Linked DNA regions of Mus musculus: region 1 is linked to region 2. The links are chromatin contacts, found by POLR2A ChIA-PET in ENCODE. All regions are on one chromosome and are shown on one strand. The core of a region is the stretch at or near the end of the contact, and the rest is flanking DNA. Distances in the headings are between cores, read along the strand shown. Region 1 holds the start of Ppil3 (peptidylprolyl isomerase (cyclophilin)-like 3). Region 2 holds the start of Cflar (CASP8 and FADD-like apoptosis regulator).

Evidence for each region. ChIA-PET counts read pairs that join two places held with the same protein, here RNA polymerase II (POLR2A).
Region 1: POLR2A ChIA-PET joins it to region 2 with 28 read pairs in Patski. The contact joins the promoter of Ppil3 here to the promoter of Cflar in region 2. POLR2A ChIA-PET finds 5 or more read pairs at or near these places in 2 of 5 experiments (Patski and embryonic stem cell).

Annotation. Positions count from the first base shown.
Region 1 is chr1:58,444,175-58,447,096 of GRCm38, reverse strand. Ppil3 (peptidylprolyl isomerase (cyclophilin)-like 3) reads left to right here and starts at 1,611. Exons shown (of 7, transcript NM_001285827.1): 1 at 1,611-1,951; 2 at 2,458-2,508. The coding sequence starts at 2,506. Nif3l1 (Ngg1 interacting factor 3-like 1 (S. pombe)) reads right to left here and starts at 1,946. Exons shown (of 7, transcript NM_022988.3): 1 at 1,463-1,946.
Region 2 is chr1:58,711,523-58,714,835 of GRCm38, reverse strand. Cflar (CASP8 and FADD-like apoptosis regulator) reads right to left here and starts at 1,550. Exons shown (of 10, transcript NM_207653.6): 1 at 1,177-1,550.

The sequences.
Region 1 (2,922 bases), core at 362-2,861, 270 kb after region 2:
CCACAAACGCACAGAGCCAAGGCAAGAAAAGGCCAGAACTGCTGCCCCTGAACACACGTCAACTGCTACACAGAGAAACAGAGAGGAAAAGCACTGGGCCCCTACCCACATATTCCATGGCTGTGCACTGAATGGTGGGAGAGTAGTGTCACCAAAGAACCAAAACAACTCAAAACAGTGTGATGTGCAATCTGAGAGTTAATAGAATTGAATAAAGGAAATGTGTTTGCCTCAAACAGGTATTGTAAAAGTATCTTTTATTCACCTGGTATAATTGTCGTCTCCCATCTCTCTGCTAAGCTAGGCCTAGTTCTGGAAGCTTATAGCCTCCATACAATCTTATCTAGGCCTATTATGTTTTCAGACTCTGAGAATTACTGCCGAATAAGCTCACCCTTTCTAGTTCTTTCTGAGCTTGCGCTGGCTGGCTGGTTCAACTCAGCTGTTCTGGCTCAAACTCCTCTCCAAGCTGCCTGATTCATCTGGCTTCTCTCTCAGCCTCTGACTGAATGGTTCTGCATGGCCTCAAACTAAGCCTGACAATCCTCTCTAATCTTCTGGCTGCTTCTTGTTCTTTGGCTCAGTCTGTCTTCACTTATGCATAGCTTGTTTTCTCTATCTGCATCCTCTCTATATATAACTGTCCCAGTAAAAACTGCCCCCAGTCTCTCTCTGCACTACCCCTTAAGTAGCCCATCTTTTCTCCCTGTTCTGGAGAGAGCTGGGCATATCCTATTCTGTCAAATCTTTCTCTGATTCCTCACTTTGTCTGCCATTCAATTAGACATCACTTTCAAACATGGATGCTTCCTTCTACAAACTAATTTTACCTTCATTGTTTGAGATTAAAGATGTGTGCTAAGGGCACACCACAACTAGAAAGGTTCCTCCCACCCACCATCGGTAAATAACACAATCTCGGGGGTTCACAGTGTGACCAAACATCCTGTAACAAGCTACCAACGAGACTGATGTAACTTGTGGCTTTCTTGTTATACAATAAACTTCTATTGTGAGATGACACGACCACGTCCCGGTGTTTTTCTCGGACAATGTGCTCACAGTACAGACACATTTAAAGCATTATTTGAATGGGCTGGAGCTGCCGTACAATGGAGAGATGGGAATATCCATTGTCAATCTACATGATCTTTAGCCCTCTGAACAGCCACTTGCTATTTTTCAATTACACGAGAGCTCTCTTTGCACTTGCGTGTGGTTTTTCTTTCATTTACGCATGGCTCAAGACCTTTTCCAGAATAATCAAGGGCCGCGTGGCATAGCCTTTATTCCTGGAGTCAGCACCCTCACCCCTCCTGCAGCAAGGCAGTTTTCATCTGCAACCTCTCCTTCTATATTCATGTTCCCCCGGCCCTCTGCAGTCACCACAGCCAGCCCGATGTGCACCTCCAGCGAGAAGAACAGACAGCCCCCGCGAGCCCTTCAGTGGTTCACAACTCACCAGTCGCAGAAGCTCTTTCAGTGTATCACTTCCGCTCTGCTCTGAAGCTCCTGGCTTTGTGGAAAGAGTTGGGCAGAAGTGGTCCTGTGCGTTCTGCTTCCGACTCCAGGCCGCTGTGTGAAGTTGGGCGGAAGTTGTCCTGTGCGTTCTGCTTCCGACTCCAGGCCGCTGTGTGAAGTTGGGCGGAATTGGTCCTGTGCGTTCTGCTTCCCACTCCAGGCCGCTGTATGAAGTTGCTGGGCGACAGCGGGTTCTGCTTCTTAGTGAGGTTGTGGGTAGAGCTCTCAGGGGCCGAGGGGTGAGGTGCGTGGTCCTCCGAGTCCTAGTCGGTGTGATGAGGAGAGACTGACGGGAGAGTAGGGCGTCCCCTGCGGAGGGCTCCGGGCTTCACTTCTGTGGCGCACAGACACGCCTTTGGAACCCGCAGGCATGCCGGCCCTTGTAGTTGAGGCTTTTCCGTTCCCGCAGCAGTGGTGCTGAGCGCAGTGGGTGAGTGTGGGGGAAAGGCTTTTATCCTTTTCTCCGTGCACTCAAACGCCTGCTGCGCCCCACGTTGGTGCAAATTTATTTCTTGGGATCCTCGTGGTGAACTCTCGGGCTGGAGATGGTATTCCTGGGACTTTTAAATACGATTGATAAGTTAGCAAGATGTGGCGTTTGGGAAAAAACAAAACAAAAGTGTGAAGTATAGAAATGTATTGTACAGACGTCTTAAGTAAAGTAGGTGTCCCGGGTAAAGGGAGCTCCAAGTGCCTATCTAGAGCACTAGACCTGGAGGTGGGGCTATGCCTCCCTTGCAGAAAGCCTTGAAGAAAATGAGTAAAGTAAGTGCGCACTGGGGTGGCTTGTTGCATTGGGTAGGATCAACACTTTTATGATAGGATTTTCATTTAGAGGATGCTAGTCTAAGCTTTTCGTTGTAAATCTACCATAAAGATGAACAAGTATGGTGGGAACTTGATAGGGTAAAGTGAACTAATTCCTCTCTCTTGTAGGAGATTTGAAAAATTAAACAGTGCTTCCTAGAACCATCAAGAAGGAAAATGGTGAGTATGTATCATAGAATTATTCTAACTGGGTGGTTGGTTGCTTGTTTCTAACCCCTTTGGGTTCCCTGGAGCTGGAGACACAAGCAGATGTGGGTGCTGGGAACTGAACAGGCCCTGCTGCAAAAGCAACAAGTCCTGGTACCTGCCAAGCCTGCCCTCTCAGCCGCCCATTACATGGTTTTTAATTTGTGTGTGTGTGTGTGTGTGTGTGTGTGTGTGTGTGTTTTGGTTTTTTGAGACAGGGTTTCTCTGTGTAGCCCTTGCTGTCGTGGAACTCACTCTGTAGACCAGGCTGGCCTCAAACTCAGAAATCCGCCTGTCTCTGCCTCCCAAGTGCTAGGATTAAAGGCATGTGCCTCCACGACTGGCTGTTTTTTAATTTTTAATGAATATTTTTTTGGAGGAAGTCAG
Region 2 (3,313 bases), core at 301-2,800:
GTTGTTGTTGTTGTTTTCTGGCATTAAATGGACAAAGAAAAAGTGGCTATGAGTACAGATCATCGAATGAGCATAAATATAGAATAAGGTACAAAGAGCAGAAAGAGTTCAATTTTACCTAGAAAGACAAGGGCACACAGACAGACAGACACACACACACACACAGTCTTTTTCTTTCAATAGTGACACAAAGGAAGAAATTGTTCCCCAAAGCTAAGAATTGAAGAGGGAGGAGAAAGAAAGAAAAAAAAAGAGCCAATGAAACAAATCCAAGTGGCCACTGCACAAGATGGGGAAGGAGGGGAAACTAGGATGGAAACAGAAAAACAACACCACAAACATCTGTTCTGAAAGACTGTTTGGAGAAAGAATACGAAAAGGAGCTGGATGGCTGGGGCCAAGGGAAGATTCCCAATTTTTTTAAAGGCAACCAAAAGACTGTATTTGAGTACACCAATGTATGTGACTAGAACCAGCCACCTCTGGCTGTCGCTAGGGAATGGACTCGTGGGAGGTGGGGGCAGTGTCTGTATTTACTTTGCAGGTATATTTTATTTATATTATAACTTGCCTGAAAGGTTTTGGATATTAAAATGCAATGCAAAATAAGAAGTAAAATCCTTAGTAAGGAGCAAGACAGCTGCCCCAGGTGGGGTGTCAAGTCTTCCCAGAGGTGAAGGTCAGCTAGGGCGTCATAACACAGGTAGTGCTTCTTGTTTCTGAGATTTAAGAGAAATAATGCTTTGAGTATAGGAAGGCCCTGGGCCAAACCCTCACTGCCTCACTCTTGGCCAGCAGGCTTCTTGCCAGGATAAGCTGTCCTTGAGCTTTGTCCAGGCAGCCTCTACGCTGGGATTATAGAAACAAACAAAAAACACCCAAGTACCTTGTTCGAAATTTCACGCCATCCAGAGTCACACACTAAATTAACAAGGAGGCATTTGAGTCCAGTAACAAGTTTAATTTAATAAGTCTTTGGCTCTCTTCAAGAAAGACTTGGATTTGAATGTGCCACAAGTCTGGAGGTGCTGTGAGTGGATCCCCAAAAAGCACAGAAGGAACCAAGAGTGGAAGATAGGAAACGAACACTTTCCTACATTAATCAGGAGTCAGCTCTCCAACTTCCCAAGTCCCTTTGGGAACTGCAAGAATAGGAGGGGTTCTGGGATTACTCACACCGGGCGGTCGCCGGCCCATCCCACTCAACAACGGCTTTGTCGCCTGTCTTCGCTGGAGACCACCAGAAAACTGGATCGAACGAGACACTGGAAAGAACACAGAGAGGAGCAGACTCTTCAGTAGGCGTCCAGGAAAGTTAGCCTGCGGAGCTGGCCCAAGCTGCTAGCCAGGTGACGCGCCCAGCGAGCCCAACAGGTTCAGGAATGAGATGCGACCGCTCTCTCCCAGCGATAAGGACGTCCCCAGAGTACTCTTGCGGGGGCAGAATCGCGAGTGTGAGCAAAGAGAAGGGCTCCGAGAAGATGAGAATGGCCGCCATTTCACCAAAACTGAATCGAGGCCATTGCTGAATTCCACAATCCTAACAAGAGGGCGGAGGAAAGTTACAGGAAGCCAGAGAGGAAGCCAACTTCCGCCTCTAGGGGCGAAACTGACCAGTCAAGGCTCAAAAAAAAAAAAAAAAAAAAAAAAAAGAAAGAAAACCCCAAAGACCGCACATACCCCAAATCCCGCCCCCCATGCTACTTCTCTGAAGGAAGGAAACACCCCACTTCCCACCCACCCACCCCCCACCCGGGTTTCTCGCAGCTTGGGAAACTAGGTTAGCAAGTGGTGACTTGCTAAAGAATTAAATGTCATCAAAAACAATGTACAACATAAAACTTCTGGAAAAATCCATTGAAGCTGAGTGTGGTGGTGTACGCCCAGCTTTGGGGGCGGGCGGGGGTGGGGTCGGCTGCTGAGAGAAGATTTTAGCGGTCAAATCGCTTGCTTACCCAAAGCCTCCACCTCCGCGCCCCACCCCGCCCCCCACCCCCCACCCCCCCCCCACTCCCCCCCCCCGCTCCAGCTGCCAAGTGAGGTCTCTGCCTTCAGAAACCCTGTGCTCTGGACATTGGTCACTGAATACACACAGTACCTAAGTGTCATCCCAGCTGGTTGGAATAAAGACTTTCAATAGGCTATGAACTTTGGCTACGTGGTTATCTCTGGTGGACTCCCAGGAACAGTGACTAATAGCGACATACTCTCTAATCCTAGTAATCCAATCAGGAGGCAGACACAGGTGGATCTCTGCACAGTCTAGGGCAGCCTGGGCTACACAGTGAGTTTAAGGAGAGCCAGGGCTGTATAGAGAATAGAGTCCTGTCTCAGAATACCAAAAAATAAAATAAAAAAATAATTTGCTTACAAACCAAGCTTGTTTGTGATACCAGAGAGCTGAGCTTTCTGCTTTGTTCAGAACCTTTTGTAAACTAGGAGGTCGACCTTTTATCTAAAATCTCTTCTTAGGTTTTAAATTTTAGATCATCCCTATTGGTCAAGGCCTGACATATGACACTCCCTTCTGGCCCCACCCCTTTTACTGTTAAAAAATTTTTTTTCGAAGGTTACCTGAACCCGGAGGATTTAATTAGACTCCTTGAATTTACTTCCAGCGAACTTGTCCACCAAAAGAGAGAGAGAGAGAGAGAGAGAGAGAGAGAGGGAGGGAGAGAGAGAGAGAGAGAGAGAGAGAGAGAGAGAGAGAGAGAGAGAACCAACTTTTCGAAAGGAAAGCTGGAAACTGGACAGTTCAACTCCAGGAAATGAGTAATTCTCTAGATGTTTTGTGCTTGACTAATTGTGGCTCGGCCAGCAAAGTTAATCTTTAGTTTTCCGACAGGAACACAGGAATGCTCCCCCTTGGGGGTTTATGGGTGCTCCCTCCAGTCCTCAATGCAGTCACTACAGCTCCGGGGTGCCTTAGGGTCATTAAGGGTCACTTCCCTGAAGATCCCATCCCCTGAACACACCAGGCCTCCTTGAACTGGGAGTTGTTGCCACCTGTGGTCGCCCTGAGCCCTGGTTCTTACCCAGCCAGCAAAGCCAGTAAAGGAGCTACAGTCCTCCGCGCCCTCCCGGGCTCCGCCCGCCATCCCCTGTGCGCCAGCGCCGGCGCCGGACTCGTAGCGACCTCCTTGCCGGGCTAGAACGCGCACGGCACAGCGGCCCGGGACTTAGGGTCCCAGGCTCGCGCAGCGTCGCGAGTAGCGCGCCAGTTACACCGCGCAGGTCACGTACCTGTCCGGCCCTAAGTGGCCGCTTGAGAGGCTCAGGTCTCAGAGACTTCGCTGCGTGCTTTAGGGTCCGC